Regions from separate parts of the Homo sapiens genome. Here region 2 is linked to region 1. Evidence: read pairs that join two places in POLR2A ChIA-PET (ENCODE). Cell type or tissue: Panc1. All regions are shown on one strand. Each heading gives the region's core, and the rest is flanking DNA. Links, peaks and the distances in the headings are about the cores only. Region 1 overlaps LINC01173 (long intergenic non-protein coding RNA 1173). Region 2 overlaps LOC101927896 (a long non-coding RNA gene).

Region 1 (9,343 bases), core at 2,599-7,598:
CATATTGTATGTAAACATATTGTTCTCTTTGTTCTCATTGCCTAATATGACTGCACTGTGGCCTCTGATCCTCTTCCTTCCTTTTACACCCTAATGCTCCATTACATGGAAGCACCACTGTTATTCAACCAGTCATCCATCCATGAAAATTTGTCATTTGTAATCTTCCATTATTATAAATAGGGTTGCAATAAATAGTCTTGATCATTTGTCTTTTTGTATTTCTGCTAGCACCACTCATTTTTAGGGCACTTACTACATTCCAGGCCTTAATAATATACCGGCGGGAAGACATAAATCCCTGCTGCTATGATCGAAATATTTGTCTACCCCCACTCCTAAATGTATATGATAAAATGATGGTATTAGAAAGTGGGGCCTTTGGGAGGTGAGGAGGTCATAAAGGTGGATCCCTCATGACTGGAATTAGCATCTTTATAAAAGAGACCCTAGGGAGCCACCTCACCCTGTCTGCCATATGAGAACACAGCCAGAAGGCATCATCTGTAAACCAGGAAGCAGGTTCTCACCAGATACAGAATCTGCCAGAACCTCCATCCTCCAGAACCGTGAGGACTAATTTTCTGTTGTTTATAAACACCTAGAGTGTGGTATTTTGTCATAGCAGCCCAGATGGACTAAGACACCTGCCCTTAAGAAGTCCTCATTCTTTTGGGGTTGGGGGAAGAAGGACATTACAGAGAATCTGTTGGAATGTGGTAGGGGCTCTGAGGAAAAGTAAAGCTGGGTAAAGGGGATAGGAGCCATGGGATGGGGGTGGGCGTTCTAGCCTATTCAGATAAGTCCCCTCGGATAATAGGGCAGTTCAGCAGAAACCTGGAGGAAGTGAGGGAGTGAGCCACAAAGGCTCCAGGAAGAGGAACAGCAAATGCAAAGAGAAGCACACCTGAAATAGGAACAAATCATAGGCCAGTGAGACTGCAGCAAAGTGAGTGAGGGGAGGTGGTGGGAGAGCAGATCAGAGGCATGGCTGTGGCCTGGATCATGAGGCTCACGGAAGGGTATGGTGCATTCCAGAAGGCCCAGGCACAGGTAAGGCAGGCAACTGTCTGGGAGCCCCAGCCCCCATACCCAAGCACCCAAGCCCAGCACCACACTCCCGACCAGCTCCCCAAGACTTTGAAACTTCAAGCCCATTCCCATCATCTGTGGCACTGGCCCTGCCTGCTCAGGCCTGGGTAGCAGAGTGCACAATACATGGAATGTCTGGGCAGGCCACCATGGGACAGAGCACAGAGGACACCCATACAGCAGCTGAGAATGACCACAGGCCCTCTGGACCCAGTCGCCGGCTGCTCCCAAAGCTGTCTGCTCCTTCAGTGTCCAGCTATGCCATCTACCCCAGAAGATTCCCCCTTGGCTTGATGACCTGGTTGCAGCATTTACCTTGGTACACAATTTGTATTGTTTTAGGTGATTAAAAGTAATTCTCACCAACTCCACATGCCATAAGCCTGGGTAAGAAATGCCCCACCTGGTGCACTCCCAGGCCCCAAGCCCTATGCTAATTGACTATTCAAGGCATTCTCTGGCACCCACTCACTCACTATGCCTCAGTTCCCACCTGTAGGTTAGCAAATATGTCATGGGACACCAGGTAAGCGTGACTTTGTTGAGGAGTTAAGCTGAGGAGGAAAACTGAAGTCAGGATAGGCATACAGTGGGTTCTCTGACTTTTGAATCCTTTTGGCCCTGGTTTCCTCATTTAAAGGGATGAGGATAAAAGACTGGTTCCTGTATCATAGGATACATACATATCATAGGATAAATGTTAACTGTCACACATGTAGTGGAGTGATGTCTAATATACACTATGTGCAGAAAATGTGTTACACGATGACAGTGATTTTTATTATCATTACCATACATGGTGTCTTAGTTCTTTTGGACTGCTATAGAAAAATATCATAAACTGGGTAGCCGATAAACAACAGAAATATATTTTGGATAGCTCTGGAGGCTGGGAAGACCAAGATTAGGGCACCAGCAGGTTCCATGTCTGGCAAGGGCCCATTTTCTGGTTCTGAGACAGCACCTTCTCACTGTGTCCTCATGGGGTGGAAGTGCTGAGGGATCTCTTAGGGGCCTCTTTGAGAAGGGCACTAATCCCATTTGTGAGGGCTCCAGTCCCATGACATAATCACCTCCCAGAGGCCCCACCTCCTAATACCATCACCTGGGGGTTAGGTTTCAACGCTAGAAAAAGTCAAACTATACCAGCGACTAGAAGAATTTCATAAAATTCTGGAAAGTCTGTCACGTTCTGATAGTGCTGCTTCTCTCCTCCTGGGGGTCATGCGTAAAATGCCTCAGCCATTCCGAGAGCCAGTGAGGTGATCTGCGGAAGAGAGGAAGAGCAGAGCTGGGCACAGCATCCCCTCCACTTTGGAAGAGAACCCTGATGGACAAGGGAGTGGTGGTGATGCTCTCAAGAGGTGTTGTGAGGGAAAGGGTGAGACAGAGTGCAGACAGAGGGTGAGGCAGCGCCAAAGGACAGATTTGAGGGTTCCTTTTAAAGACTAGATGTGCCAGCCAGGTGCGGTGGCTCACGCCTGTAATCCCAGCACTTTGGGAGGCTGAGGCAGGTGGATCACCTGAGGTCAGGAGTTCGAGACCATCCTGGCCAACATGGTGAAACCCCCTGTCTACTAAAAATACAAAAATTAGCCAGGTGTGGTGGTGTGTGCCTGTAATCCTAGCTACTGGGGAGGCTGAGGCACGAGAATCGCTTGAACCCAGGAGGCAGAGGTTGCAGTGTGTTGCGATCGCACCACTGCACTCCAGCCTGGGTGACAGAGTAGGACTCTGTCTCAAAATAAAAAGAAACAAACAAACAAACAAAAAAACACAAAAAACAAAAAACAAACAAAACAAAGAAACCCAAACTAGATGTGTCTGTTAAAGCCACATTAACAAAAGCAAAACCTCTGCAGGGATTTCAAATAGAGAGAATGCAACGCGGGGCTCTTACTGCACAGCTGGCAGAGGAGGTGAGGAGCCAGCAGGGCAAGCTGAGTAACCCGGGGCTGGCATGTCTGACAGTCACAGCCACCTTGCTGGAGAGAGGCTGGGCAGTGGTGATGTTTGGGGCCGGAAAGCTGGGGCTGGAGATGGAGTGTGGTGGGCTGCCTTTGGGAGCTGCTGCCAGAGACCCAGCAGTGAGCAGAGAGGTGATGCGGACCAGCACCCCCTCCTCCCGCTCATCCCTAATCTTCCTCTGGGGCCTACCATTGGCCAAACCTGCCCAGGAGCCTGGGGTGAGTGGGCCTGAGGAATAGAAGAGCCAGAACTGTGGATGGACAGCTCTATGGGAGATTTGACAACTTTAGGGGTAGGATGAAGGAGGTGAGAATCAGAGCCATGGGGTCGGGGGACGGGGGTCAGAGACGTGGCCGGGGTGGGTCTGGCTGGAGGAGCAGGAAGCCTGTTCTAGCAGTTGGAGCAAAGCTGGCGTTTACAGGGAGAAGGTGCTTCACCCTCAAGGGAGCTCAGAACAGGCCCTGGGAACGCTGGCCTGGGGTCCTGGGTACGCTGGCAAGGGTCCTGCAGAGGTTTCCTCGCTGCCACTCCCACAGGAGGGATACTGATATGGTTTGGCTGTGTCCCTACCCAAATCTCATCTTGAATCCTAGCTCCCACAATCCCCATGTGCTGTGGGAGGGACCCGGTGGGAGGTGATTGAATCATGGGGGCAGTTTCCCCCATACTGCTTTCATGGTAGTGAATAAGTCTCATGAGATCTGACGGTTTTATAAGGGGAAACACCTTTTGCTTGGCTCTCATTCTCTCTCTTGTCTGCTGCCATGTAAGACATGTCTTTCACCTTCCACTGTGATTGAGGCCTCCCCAGCCATGTGGAACTGTGGTCCATTAAACCGCGTTTTCTCTATAAATTATCCAGTCTCGCGTATGTCTTTATCAGCAGCATGAAAACAGACTAATACAGATGCTCCGCCACCTCACCTCTCGGAGGAGAAACTGAAGCCTGAGACACCAAGCTCACAGCCCCAAAAGTGGCCAAATCAGGATGGAATCCAGGTGCAGATGATTCCAAAGATCAAGCCCCTTGGAGCCACACATCCTCATACACACACACCCTCCCACCTTCTCACTCAGGTGCACTCACAGCCCCTGGCCCCCTGGCACACTCACACTCACACATGTTCACACCCCTCGAACACTCAGCACATCTCCTCAGTCACACTCATGCCACAGTCGCCCACCTACCCCGGGGGTCAGAGTTGCCCTTGGCACAGCCCGGCTGTGGGAAAGGGCCCAGTGCTCTAGGGCTCTCCTGGAGGAAGCTTTCATTGAAGACCAGACCTGGGGCATGCGGCGATGTCCCCACTGTTCGTGAGGTTACTGCAGGGGTTTCCGACTTGCCCCTTTGCACAAGGACAGGGCCAGTGCTTAGCACATGGTGCTTAGTAAACAGATGATGGAGGAATGAATGGGTGAAGCCAGGCGTGTCTGGGAGGGAGCCAAAGCCCCGAGGCAGAAGAGAAGGAAGGACAGACGTGAACTTGCAGGGTGGGTGGTATGTGCAAAGAGGTGGTGGAATGTTTATTATCCTGAGACCTGGGGTGGAAAGTCCTTTGAGACAGACGCTGGTGTTTGTTCAGGATCCTCTCTAGGTGGGTGGGTGGGGGCAGCTGTGTCCCCTGAGGGCTGCACGTGGGCAGGCACCCTGCTTCAGAGGAGGGAAAGCTGCCCCACCTGAGAGTGAGGGAGAGAAAGGAGGAAGAGCAGGGAAGACCAGGGGAAGTGGGGAGAGGGAGGGGAGGCAGGCAAGGGGCTGGGACTAGACAGGGAAGATGACTTCAAGGAACGAGCTCTCCAGGCGCCTGACAGCACCAAGCTGTCTCTATTCAGCTTCTGCACCACTGCCATGCAAGACCCTTCCAGAAAAGTCTTCTCCACTCATGAATGGACATCCTAACTGACCTCAGCTTGGGTGGTGGGAGGGGGATGGACGTGAGAGAGATAAAGGAGGAGCTGAATTTCATGCTGGGACCATGATGCATAAACAGTTGTGTTTGCTTCACTCCACAAAGGCAGACACATTCAGGGAGGGCGTTCTCAGTAGAGGAAGAATAATGGCAGCTCATAAAATATCATGGAAACTGACAGTAGTGTCTTCCAGGCAAATTTGATAAGCCTGTTCCTAAAATAAACTTAATTCAAAAGGAACACGGGCAGCAGAATGTGAATTATCTTTTAACTTTCTTATTATTTTTCTGGCGCTTCATTCTTTTTACTCAAGATGCTCTAGTAGTAGCTCGTTTTGCCTTTACAAGGAGCAAGGGACTCCAGACTGTCAGCATCTAGCTGAAAAACTGCTTCTGCTTGGGTAGTCCTCAGTCCTCCCAGAGCGTGCACAGCACAGCGGGGAATTTCAATCGCTGCAGGTGCCCAGGGCTTCAGCCCTGGAGATTCAGGATCAGTTTACCTGGGCTGGGAGACCTGTACTTTTAAAAAGCTTCAAGGTCCTTCAAATGGGCACTCAGAACCAAGAACCATGCTGTTTGGTGCTGAAGCTAATGCCACTCCACCCAAAGCCTCAAAGGTTGCTTAGATACCCACACACTTCTGCTGAAACAAGCTTCCAGAAAGGAATGCACAGATGAATGTCGTTAACAAGGCAGGCCAAATGTTTTGAGTTCAGAAGTATTTTTTCTTTCTTTTTTTTTTTTTTTTTTTTGAGACGGAGTCTTGCTCTGTCGCCCAGGCTGGAGTGCAATGGCACGATCTCATCACACTGCAACCTCCGCCTCCCAGGTTCAAGCAATTCTCTTGCCTCAGCCTCCTGAGTAGCTGGGATTACAGGCACGCGCCACCATGCCTGGCTACATTTTGCATTTTTAATAGAGACAGGGTTTCACCATGTTGGTCAGGCTGGTCTCAAACTCCTGACCTTGTGATCCACCTGCCTCGGCCTCAAAGTGCTGGGATTACAGGCGTGAGCCATCACACCCAGCCAGAGTTCAGAAGAATTTTAACCCAGTAACTGAATTTTCTTTTTACAAATGTAATGATCTTTAAGGTAGATGGTGTGGTAGCAGGGGGTTCTGGGAGGTTTGGCTTAATAATATGGAATATCAAAATGAGGGGAGAAACTGAATAAGGGTGTGTTTATGCTTACATTAATTATTTGTAAGTGTATCTATATAGCTTTAAATAACTCAAGTTGTTTTTCTTTTCTTATTCAAATACCACGAAATCCAAAAGCTATGAATTCTCTGAAATATGGACTAATGCTTAGAATGTTACACCTTCCTTTCCCCTTCCAAAGTGTCGTTACTACTTTGATAGAAGCTGTAGGCACAGGCTTCATAAGTATAATCATATCACTTTCATTCATAGCCAAGAAAAAATTGAGCTTCTTATTGAGAGTACATGTCACTAAGAATCCAGCTTCTGCAGAGGGGGCAGGGGGAAGGTTTTCTGCTTAGTCCCAAATTGCTTTGGCCATGATTGGATTTCAGTGTGAAAAATTGAGGCAGCCTGTTCAGGGTGAGATAGGAGGAAGAGAATGTGGAGCCGCTAGTTGCTGAGCAGCTGTGAGACAGTCAGCATACAGGCCATGCCTCATTTTCCCATCTACAACCAGGGGTGATTGCAGTATGTGGCATCCAAATGCTGACCACTCTACAGCTTCCACCCTGCGGTCTCAACAGTACTGGGGACCTGAGAACAAGACAGAGGTGAGCCTGGTACAAAGCTTCAGCCACACACCTACTCATCTATGCTGTCATACTCACTTGGCCCTAGCCAGAACCACAGATGACATCATCCCGGGTAAATTAGCATTATTTCCACCATTACTCACCTCTGCCTGCCCTCTTGCCTTCTCTTCTAGGAAGTTACGTATCTGAAAGTGGTAATTAATGCAAGTGAGAGATCTGGTCACTTAAATGTGTGTGGCACCTCTCCCCTCTCCTCTTCCTCCTGCTCTAGCTATGTGAGACGTGCCTGCTTCCCCTTTGCCTTCCGCCATGATTGTAAGTTTCCTGAGGCCTCACTAGAAGACACTATGCTTCCCGTACAGCCTGCAGAACCATGAGCCAATTAAACTTCTTTTCTTTATAAATTACCCAGTCTCAGATATATATATATATATATTTTTTTTTCTTTTTTTTGTGTGTGAGACAGAGTCTTGCTCTGTCCCCCAGGCTGGAGTGCAGTGGTGCCATCTCGGCTCACTGCAAGCTCCGTCTCCTGGGTTCACGCCATTCTCCTGTCTCAGCCTCCTGAGTAGCTGGGACTACAGGCGCCCACCACCATGCCCGGCTAATTTTTTGTATTTTTAGTAGAGATGAGGTTTCACCGTGTTAGCCAGGATCAGTCTCAGATATTTCTTTATAGCAATGCAAGAATGGACTAATACACATGCTTACTTTCAAAAACTTAAATATATGAAAAGTATAAGAAAAAAATTAAAAGGATGGATACTCCCAAAGTAAGAAGATCATCTTTCTTTACATGTTGATGCACTTTCTTGTAGCCTTTGGTCTAAACAGGCCTCTCAAACATCGCTGGGTCCTCCTTGTACATGGGTTCTCAGGAGGTACCAGCACTATTTGTTCCCCAATTCTCCTCGCTCATTTACTCTCACTCTCCCATTCTCCCCAGTTGATTTTGGGCATCCACAAGGGGCTCTCACACAGGGGAAGAAGTGACTTTCACACCAGTCATCTTGTGATTTCTAGGGCACAAGCAACACTCCTCAGCACCACGGCCACTGCCATCCAAGAAGACATCACCCCCCTTCACCAAAGAGCCCCTATAGCAGCCCCAAACCGGCAAGGGCCAAGCAGAACTGTGCTTTCTTCAGGCCCTACTCAATCATGGCCCAAGTCTATAGTTCTGCAGGAGAGGGAAAAAACATCCCTTGTCCCAATTTATTTTGAATTTTGTCATCTGTCTTTGGAAAAATAGTCTCATAAATTTTACCTTGCACTCCTCCCTCCCCAGTTCCCCCTTCAAAGGCCTTGCCAGTTACTCAGGAAAGGAGACACATACTTGAGAAGTGGGGTGTTGGGGTAGGGGGCAGGGATGCCACCAGCTCCACAGTCAATCTCTTTACTTCTTTTTAAATATATTCTTAATTGACAAATAATAATTATATATATTTATAGGGTACAATGTAATGTTTTGATTATATATACATTATGGAATGAATTAATCCAGCTAATTAACATATCACTTCACATACTTATTTTGTTGTTGTGAAACATTTAAAATCTGTTCTTGGCTGGGCACAGTGGCTCATGCCTGTAATTCCAACACTTCAGGAGGCCAAGAAGGGAGGGTCACTTAAACCCAGGAGTTCAAGACCAGCCTGGGCAACACAGTGAAACCCCACCTCTACAAAAGAATACAAAAATTAGCCGGGTGTGGTGGTGTGCAGTTGTAGTCCCAACTACTCAGGAGGCTGAGGTGGGAGGATTGCTTGAGCCCAGGAGGTTGAAGGTGCAGTGAGCCGAGATTGCACCACTGCATTCCAGCCTGGGTAACAGAGTGAGACCCTGTCTTCAAAAAAAAAAAAAAAAAATCTTTGAACAACTTTGAAATGCACATTGCATTATTAACTATAGTCACCGTGCTATGCAATGGATCGCAAAAGCTTATCCCGTGCTGAAACTTTGTGCCCTTTGAGCAGCCTCTCCATACCCACCCACACCCAGCCCCTGGTCTCTACCTCTGTGAGTTTGGCTTTTTCAGATTCCACATATTAAGTGAGATCATGCAGTATTTGTCTTTCTGTGCCTGGCTTATATCACTTAACATAATGTCCTCCCGGTTCATCCATGTTGTCACAAATGACAACATTTGTGAATAGTATTCCATGACGTATATATACCACATTTAGTGGTACATCAACATACATTTAGTTTGTTTTCATATCTCAGCTATTGTGAATGACACTGCAATGAACATAAGAGTGAAGATATCTCCTCAACGTGTTGATTTCACTGTCTTTGGATACATACCCAGTAGTGGGACTGGACAGCAACCTTGATGTAGTCTTAGAACCAGGCTGTGCATGTGAATGTGTGTGTGTATGTTTATGTGTGTGCACGCATGTGCCTGTATGTTTGTACACATTACATAATTGTAAACTTTCCATCAGCACAATTTTATATTATTTTTGCTTCATGTCACTTAAGAATATATTATGAATATCTTTACATGTTAAATTTTGGGAAACCTCTTACGTTTGCTGCACATATATGATTTGCTTCTCCTTACTGGGCATTTGAGTACCTTGCATATTTTTCCATTTTAAATGATCTTGCAGGGAATGTCTTTTGATATCAAC
Region 2 (9,343 bases), core at 2,967-7,966, 130 kb after region 1:
CGTGCCTGACTGCACTTGAATGTAAGACAGAGCTGATCATGAAGAATACTCTCCTTTCCCGTAAGCACCACTTTGGAGCAATGACTAGAAGAAAGGTCCAAGCTCAGCTCTAAAATTAAAATTAGCCATGTTTCATCAAATGTAGACTTTGGCAAAGAAACCATTTCTGCCTCATAGTTAAACTCTGAGTGTAAACAAAGAAGTCACCAAAGACATGTGACTCCTTCTTGGCCAGACAATAGGGGTCACTGCCCATGTCTCTGAGTCAGAGGTAGTATCCATTCCTCCGCCAGCTGGTTCTTCCCAACCAAACACCCACACTGCAACTTAATGATTAGCCATTATTCTTTCTTTCCTCCTCCTCTAACCAGCCCTCCGTAGCAATGTCCAGGCTCATTCCACAGATGTTTGTGTGAGAACAGATCTATGTTAAATCCAGATGAGAAAAATGCCTGAAAAGGAGGAAATGATTTAGTTTAACAACAGAGGACTTAAGTGCAAGCAGATTGACATTAGTTTGTGCCTAGAAATTATGACACATCTGCAATCCCACAGAGGAATTGTGCTAAATGGGCCCACACAGCAGGAGCACTGGCCTGAAAAACAGCCTCATAACATGGAATCTGCTCCCAGATACAGAATAAGTTATGTGTTTTTTTAAGAATGCGATCTCGTTGCACACATAGAAGCATTTGTGTTATCAACTCACTTCCTCAAAAATGCTTGTTATTGGCATAATTTAAATTAAGACCATCAAACTAAGCTCCAGAAAGAGCACAGTGTTGTAACTAAGGAGAAGAGACAATATACTCTCAGAAATTATTATTATTATTATTATTATTATTATTATTATTTTGAAACAGGTCTCTGTCACCTGGGCTGGAGTGCAGTGGCATGATCTCGGCTCACTGCAACCTCTACCTCCTGGATTCAAGCGATTCTCCTGCCTCAGCCTCCCAAGCAACTGGGATTAGAGGCACCCACCACCACACCTGGCTAATTTTTGTATTTTTAGTAGAGATGGGGTTTCACCATGTTGGCCAGGCTGGTCTCAAACACCTGGTCTCAAGTGGTCCACTCTCCTTGGCTTCCCAAAGTGCTGGGATTACAGGCATGAGCCACTGTGCCCAGCCAGAATTCTTCCTTAAGGACCAGAGATATCATAACCAAAGTTACTTACTGAGAAGTGCATCCTCGACTTCAGAAGTGATTTTAGTTTTGATTTTTGGTTACATCTGTCATCTGTTCATTCATTCACTCATGAATTATTTCTCGATCACTTGCTAAGTGCCAGGCTGCATGCTGTTCTACTCACAGTATAATTCTTCTTTAAGCATTTATTACATTCTAAAAGAAATTTCCTGCAAAAAAAAAAAAAAAAAACTATAATATGTGATTAAGTTCAAGTTGCTATCTCTAAGTCTTATTAAGCAAAGCTATAGTATAAACTACAGAAAGATCTATGACCCTCTTCACTTGTCTAGTTAATGACATTAAGTTTGACTATGAGAAAATATTTATTTCCTTTAGTGTAAAAATGTATATCATTTCCTAAAGTGGAGACCATTTTTAGAAGCATTAACAGTCCAGACGTGTTTGGACATTAGCACCATTTTATTTTGCCTGTCAAAATAAAGATTTTATCCCAGCTGTTTTCCTCTTTCCAAACATGTCTTTCCACATGATCTGGGCTGAATTGTGTCTGAGAAGTATAAGTGAAAAACTCACAAATCACTGTGAATCTAAGATCCAAATATGTCATCTTAATTCTGGTAACTTACTCTCTTGAGACTTTGTATGAAGGTGACAATTTCTCAGAGAAAATATCCCCTACCTTAGAAATGAAGGCTATCGGGGTGTCAATCACTGAAACATGACTGAAAACAGCAACGCAAAGAGATTTTTAACTCCTGAATTGTCACGTGTCTGGAGCAGATGTGCCAGAACTGGTGCACACATACATTGCTGGTGGTCCTGGACATTGATGCGATCCTTTGGGAACACCATTCACATTTCACAAGTCACAAAAGTCTTACTTCGTGTTGGATCAGTAATCTCAGTCCTGGGAAAATGCCTTTGGAAACAGCATCTTTAGTGTTGGAAGCAATATTGTCACAAAGATATGTAATCCAGACAGCAGCCAAGGCATTGCTGCTGCTTGAGGAGATCTGATTAGCATTCATTGAGCTCTTCAGTTCCACCACAGCCTTGCCAGGACTTTGTGCATTTTAAGGAGACGCAGCTTCTCCTGGTCACCTCAGTCCTCAGGCTCTTGCTTCTGCACACATTGACTTCACTGCCATCATGTCCACTATGAAAGGAAACTCAGTGTCTTCGTTGACACATACACCTACACACCTGTGCACACGCACCTATGCTCAGACACCTTTCCAAGCTCACACACCTGTGCTCACACACACACACCTGTGCTCACACACACACGCCTGTGCTCTCTCTCTCTCACACACACACACACACACACACACACTTTTCCAAGCATTCATGAGTGCCGCAGCCACCACAGAAGACTGGCATGGGTGAAAGGAGGCAACGTGAAGAGGGATCCGCAACACAGCAACATGACCAACTCTGCACTGGTCATTGGGCATCTTTCCTTTTTAAAAATATCCTTTGACCACTCACCAGAACACTGAAGAATTTCCACTCAATCCTTTCATTGTGGATTTCTTTTTTCTTTTTTTTTTTTTTTGTCCTTTCCTATCTTGCTCCCTCAACCCTTTCCACCTCCTCCCACTCTGGAAACACTTCTCACATTACTCCAGGACTCACTACCCTGGCAACCACATTCTGCCCCTGGTCCTCCTCTCCACCCCCATCCCGGCATGGGGCTCATCGAGGCGCAAGGCACTTCCATTGATGGGACCCACCTGAAAGCAGCAGTGGTCATAGGGGAAATATATGCTTCCTCTACGACTATCCTATGGACCACTGCTTGTAATTGTGAAATATTGCAAACAAGCCAAATAATCAACAATGCAAATATTTAAAAAGGAATTATGCTAGTGGATGCCTAGGGCTGAGGGGAATAGGACAGCTGGAGGTGATAACTAAGGAGTATGGCTTCTCTTGGAGTGATGAAAATGTTCTGATATTGTGGTGATAGTTGCACAACTCCGTGATTATCCTAAAAACCACTGAAGTGCATACTTTAAATGGGTGAATTATATGGCATGTCAATTATATCTCAACAGTTGCAGTGAGCCGGGATCACGCCACTGCGCTCCAGCCCAGGTCACAGAGGCAGGCCTTGTCTCAAAATAACATTATACCTCAATAAGGCTGTTACCAAAAATACTTATGCTATATTCTCATGATGAAATATTACACAACAAATAAAGTGTGGAATTGTGACGATCCTGTCTATCTCCCCCCTCATGGTGGTCTGTGCTTTGATCTGCATGTTTGGGTCTTGCCTTTCCTATTTAACACCTGGCTTCTACACTTACCCCTTCATCTTTTGGACTCAGCTTCTGTTACCACTTCTTCTGTCATTGGATCCCACTCTTGGCTTTTGCAATGACTTCTGCACTGAAATACTTGGTCTTGAAATCTATGAATATTTGGATTTGGTTTCTGTTCTGGACCATTTTTTTGACTTGTGCAACCAACTTAAACATCAGCTTTCCATAAGAGCCACGCTGCATCCCACCATCATCTCTAGGAAGCATCCCTGTCCCACCCACAACCAGGTTAGGGCAAGCCCAGACAGGTGCTCAGGGCACAGCATTTAAGGAGGTGCTCACTCCCAGGCCCTTACAAATGTAGGCTCAGCTCTGAGAGTGAATGCTTCCTTAAGAGAGGCTTTCAGGTTGGAAAAATTTAAAGAGGCACTCACTCTCAGGAGCAGATCTTGCATTTGTGAGAGCCTAAGAGTGAGTGCTTCCTTAAATGTTGTGCCCAGAGTGCCTCCCTTGACTCACCTGGTCCCTGCCCTGCTGACACCAGGTAACCCAGAGGTGATAAAATCAGACACTAGACTAGCAGGGTGTGTGTTTGTGCTCAATTAATGATTTTTATTTCTTCATTAACTTTGTCATAATAGTTTTTCCAGCTAATATTTAACAAGTAACAATTATGCCCAATAAGTTTCACTTTTCTTTTCAAGACTCCAAATTTAATTCTAGTCCATTGAGCAAAATTCACCTGGAGGCCATAGGAACAGAGTATGCTCAGCAGCACACACATTCCGTTTTCCCTGTAATAAACATTCAAGAAGCAGGTAGGATCCTCAGGGCATTCCTTAAGAGTGTGCCTCTCCTGCTGGGGCCGTTGGAGAAATATTGAAATGCCTTCCTGCACCCCCGCCATAATCACAAAAACTGAATTCACCTATACTTTATACCAGGAAATGAACTCACTTCCTTTGGGGGAACAGTCTCTGTTCCATTCTGCATGGTTCTGGTGTCATTTGCTATGTAGTAACCACCCCACAAGTTCTTCTTGCCCACTGCACAGATAGAGCTGATTTATCAAGACAGGGGAATTGCAATAGAGAACGAGTTTAATACACATAGAGCCAGCTAAATGGGAGACCAGAGTTGTATTATTACCCAAATCAGCCTCCCCGAAAATCTGGAGGCTGAATTTTTTAAAGATCGTTTGGCAGGCAAGGCCTAGGGAAAGGGGAAGACTGATTGTTGGGTCAGAGATGGAATCACAGGGGTTAAAGCTGTCCTCTTGCACTGAGTCCATTCCTGGGTGGGGTCCACAAGGCCAGGTGAGTTTACTGGTCTGGGTGCTGCCAGCTGGTCCACTGGAATGCAGGATCTGAAAAATACCTTCCACACCAATCTCAGCTTTCACAATGGTAACGTTATCTACAGGAGCAACTAGGGAGGTTAGGAATCTTGTGGGTTGTGGCTGTGTAACTCCTGAGCCATAATTTCTAATCTTGTGGCTAATTTGTTAGTTTTACAAAGGCAATCTGGTGACCTTGCCTGGTCACCAGACCTTGTTTTGGGGAGGGGCTGTTATCATCTTTGTTTCAAAGTTGAACTATAAACTAAATTCCTCCCAAAGTTACTTTGGCCTATGCCCAGGAATGAACAAGGGCCGCTTGGAGGTTAGAAGCAAGATGGAGTCGGTTAGGTCAGATTTCTCTCAGTCACAATTTTTGCAAAGGCAGCTTCCGTCTCATCCACCCCTGGCTTCCAGGATGTCATGTGGCCAGGTCTGGCCGGTCGTGACTCCTTAAACCCTCTCCAGTGAGTAGGCACAGGCGTCAGCAGAACCAACAGGTATCCTGCATGAAAACTGACATATGCACACGACCGGGAACGGGTAGCCTCCCACCCTGCAGGGTTCTCAAGCTAGAAAGACCTCATAAACCGGCAGCTGCCAACGGCCATTCTTGCTGCCATGGCTGGAGAATCAAATCACTGCTGAGAACAGAGCCAAAGGACAGGGGTAGACACAGAGCCCTGAGGATGGTACTTCAGTGCCTGGATTCGGCTATGTCTGAAATCTGGCAACCTAGACTTTTCCATCATGAGTCAATTATGCTTCAGGGGAGGAACATTTGTTTGTTTTGTTTTGCTTGAGGTAGTCTGAATGTATTTCGATCAGTTGTAATTAAGAGAGTCTAGACTAATAAAGCCAAGATCCACTTATTCATTCAGTATTCTCTTTTGTCTTTCTTGCCTTCTTCATTTTCTTTTCTTCCTGCCTCCTGCATTCTCACCTTCATCAACATTCTCTTTCCTTCCCAAAAGTACCCAGGCCAGGCCTGCCACTGCAGACCATGCCTACGATTACCTAATTTTTTCCCAAAGGGATCATTTAGAACATCTGGCTTCAGACCTGGGATTCTGAATTCACCTTATTACAATGTGGAAACTAGCCTGTTTATTTCCTCTGGGTGAATAAAATCTCTACTGCCTCACTTTATCAGAGACAACATCAGCCACTGACAGTACATGCTCAAGGGTCTCAAGGTTGTAGCGGCACAATGACTGTAAGGATGTAGGTTTTCCTCAACCAGTATACACCTAGGCTAATGGTAAGGACTTGTTTATTCACTGAAAACATGCTGGGCAGAGGTATCTGATTCAGTATGAGTGTAAATAGAAACAACGTATATATCCCAAGCTTCTTCTGTAATTTTGTTTCTTTCTTTCCTCTCTTTCCTCCTTCCTTCCTTCATTTCTGTCTCTCTCTCTCTCTTTCTCTCTCTCTCTCTCTCTCTCTCTCTCTCTCCTTTCTTTCTTTCCACAAAGTCTCGTGCCTTCCACCCAGGCTGGAGTGCAGTGGAGTGATCTAGGCTCACTGCAACCTCTGCCTCCCAGGCTCAAGCAATTCTCAGCCTCCTAAGTAGCTGGAGCTACAGGCGTGCACTGCCGCACCTGGCTAACATTTTTTTTGTGTTTTTGGTAAAGACGGGATTTTGCCATGTTGGCCAGGCTGGTCTCGAACTCTTGGCCTTAAGTGATCCACCCTCCTCTGCCTCCCAAGGTGCTGGGATTACAGGCATGAGCCACTGCGGCCGGCCTCTTATAGTTTTTTGTATCTTCAAGATTTTTCAGTAGATTAAATATACAGTTGCTTGCTTCACTAGATGCAGTGTAAAGATACACAGATACATAGATTATTGGGGAAGTAGAAATAAATACTAAATGCTTACAATGAAAGTTTGAAGAGCCAGATTAGCAAGTCTTCTTATTTAATGATATCTAGCAAAAGTGGACATGCTTAGAGATCTGTGAAAATTCTTTCCTCTTTAGATATGTAATAGACTTTCTAAAGAAATAGCAAAGTTGTTTAAGCACAACATTTCAGACCACACAGTCTTGGAATTTAAATATTCATCATCAGGCTGGGTGCAGTGGTTCACACCTGTAATCCCAGTACTTTGGGAGGCCAGGGTGGGAGGATCGCTTGAGGCCCAGGAGATTGAGACACCTGGGCACCGTGGTGAAATCTCATCTCTACAAAAAATACAAAAATTAGTTGGGCATGGTAGCACATGCCTGTAATCCCAGCTACTCGGGAGGCTGAGGTGGGAGATCACCTGAGCCTGGGAAGTAGAGGCTGCAGTGAGCCCTGATCATGCCACCACACTCCAGCCTGGGCAACGGGCTAGAGACTCTGTCTCCAAAAATTTTTTTAATCAAAAATAAAAATAATAAAAATTCATCATCAAAGTAGTCATGGAGATAATGAAAGATGGTAAACATCTGAGAGAAGGGAGTGGACACACCATTCCATGGGAACTCACCACGGTGGATCTCTGGAGAGGACAGTGAGCACAAGGTCAGCTGGGAGGCAAGACTTGGACAAACAACTTTTCATGTCACCAATTGGGGGACAATGACTAAGACTGTGCAGCTGAAGGAAATGTGAGACGAGGAGGAGGCAGAGGGATTTGTGATTCCACATCAAAGTCAGGACAAGGAAAGTTTGTGAATGACCTGGAACACCAAGCAAAGAAGTATGGACTTTATTCCTTTTGGAGAAGTGGGTGGGAGGTGTCACTGGAGATTTTGGGTCCTGGTCTGATGCATGAAAAATGATGTTTCAGGGAGATAAACCTGGCTGCAGTGTGCACTAGATGACAGGTGGACAAGAAATCACGGGGGACTCATCAGAACTCATCAGAATGGCACAATGGAGTCACCAGGAGCAGCTGTGGCAAGGCCTCTTGAGGCAGGGACCCTCGGGCTCTGTGGACATGACTTGGTTTGTGAAAGAGACAGGAATCCTTCCGGGGAAGACTTTGTGTTCATGCCCCTGGAGATGGAAAAGGGAACCCAAGAGGGGACAAGGTCTGACTTCCCCAGGCCAACCCCAAGAATCAAGGATCTGGAGCCGCAGACAGAACCCAGAAGGGCTGTGGGGGCCTTTGTGAGGATCTGGGCTGGCTTCAGCTGTCAGCTACATTGCCGGAAAAGCAGTGAAACATGCTTAGGGAAGAGTGTCCTCCTCCCGCTGCACTGCACCAGAAGAAATACTAGGTCACATGCAGGCTGACATTTGTACAATGGGGTTAGGCTTTCAGAAAAAGAACACAAAATTTAATATTTTAGATATAAAAATAAATTCTTGTTTTGAATAAGAGGAGAAATTATAATAAATTATAATTGTTAAATAAATAACCAAGAAATAACACAAACGTCACATAACCGAGAATAACAATATTTTAATTAACCAGCTGACACACTTGTATAATGATCTTCTTTTTTCCACATATTTTTAGCTGTATACTCTCACTGCCTTTTAATGTCAACAACTTTATAATATTATTTTCTATAAAAAGCAAGAAACATATTTTTAGCCTTAGTTCTAGCATGGTTGAAGGAAATTAGTTTTTTAATATTGATCATTTATGAAAATTTCTTTCTACTTCACAAAACTTTATTGGTAATATCATGTAAATTTTTTAAGTGTTATTAGGTTTGGGGGAATCTCTATAAAATGTATTTCATACATGAGTTGTAAGAAAGAATTGGGGGCATTTCAGTGTTTCTAGTCTATTAACTTATGCTAAATACCTTTTGAATTGATGACACTTTTTAACCAGCTTATCACCAACGTCTTCATTATAATAATACACTGTGAGTTGATGTTATCTTCATCGGTGTTGGTATTTTGTATCAAATCAGAAAGAAATAAGTTCCCATACAGATATGTCTGGGCAAGGCCATTTCAAGCCAAGGGAAGAGCATAAGGAACATGCTCTTTGCTGAGACAGAGTTCGGCAAAAGCAAGGAATTCAGTTTGACAGAATACAGTTTAAGTAAAGTAACAGTGGATGAGCGAACAAGAAACTGCTGGGATCAAGTAAGGAGGTAGGAAGCTGTGCTAAATACTGGCACATGGCTAACAAAGACCATTATCCTTTTAGTTAAGAAATCAAAGGCCTATTTCTAGACCTAAACACATGAAAGCCACTGCTAAGGTCATTATCGCTGAAATCAGACTGACCAGATTTCCAGCCCTAACTGCCACTAATGAGCTTGTGAACCTTGCTAAGAATCATTTGGCTCTACATGAAAGTGACTGCACACTGCATATATATACATATCACTAAACACAAACTAAACGAATCCACAACCCAGCTTCTCTTTTTTTCTCTTTAGAGGATCCCTAACATTCCCACACTCTCCAACACCCGCCTGATGTGAGGTGAGTGTGGACATAGGAGGCATCTACATGGAAAGAGTCAATGGTATTAACTGTTCCCATTGCCACATCTTAGTTTAGCAAATTTTCTTTTTAAAAAAATTTCCCCTTTATTGCCAGGCGTGGTGGCTCACGCCTGTAATCTCAGCACTTTGGAAGGCCGAGGTGGGTGGATCACGAGTTCAGGAGTTCAAGACCAGCCTGA

The links. Peaks named below come from ENCODE experiments on the same cell type or tissue, not always from the same donor. Only the 100,000 strongest peaks of a DNase experiment are listed, where the experiment ranks them.
Region 2: POLR2A ChIA-PET joins it to region 1 with 6 read pairs; 3 of 35 experiments call an interaction of 5 or more read pairs at or near these places.

The regions. Positions count from the first base shown.
Region 1 is chr2:234,698,525-234,707,867 of GRCh38, forward strand. The region is part of intron 2 of LINC01173 (long intergenic non-protein coding RNA 1173); the gene reads left to right. Among named protein-coding and RNA genes, the nearest start is that of LINC01173, 21 kb to the left of the region's middle. In Panc1, for the core only: no CTCF peak of the experiment used is centred there; a DNase peak (open chromatin) is centred at 6,834.
Region 2 is chr2:234,823,753-234,833,095 of GRCh38, forward strand. LOC101927896 (a long non-coding RNA gene) reads right to left here. Exons shown (of 9, transcript XR_002959457.2): 5 at 1,181-1,361. Among named protein-coding and RNA genes, the nearest start is that of SH3BP4, 120 kb to the right of the region's middle. In Panc1, for the core only: no CTCF peak of the experiment used is centred there; no DNase peak of the experiment used is centred there; H3K27ac peaks cover 968 bases.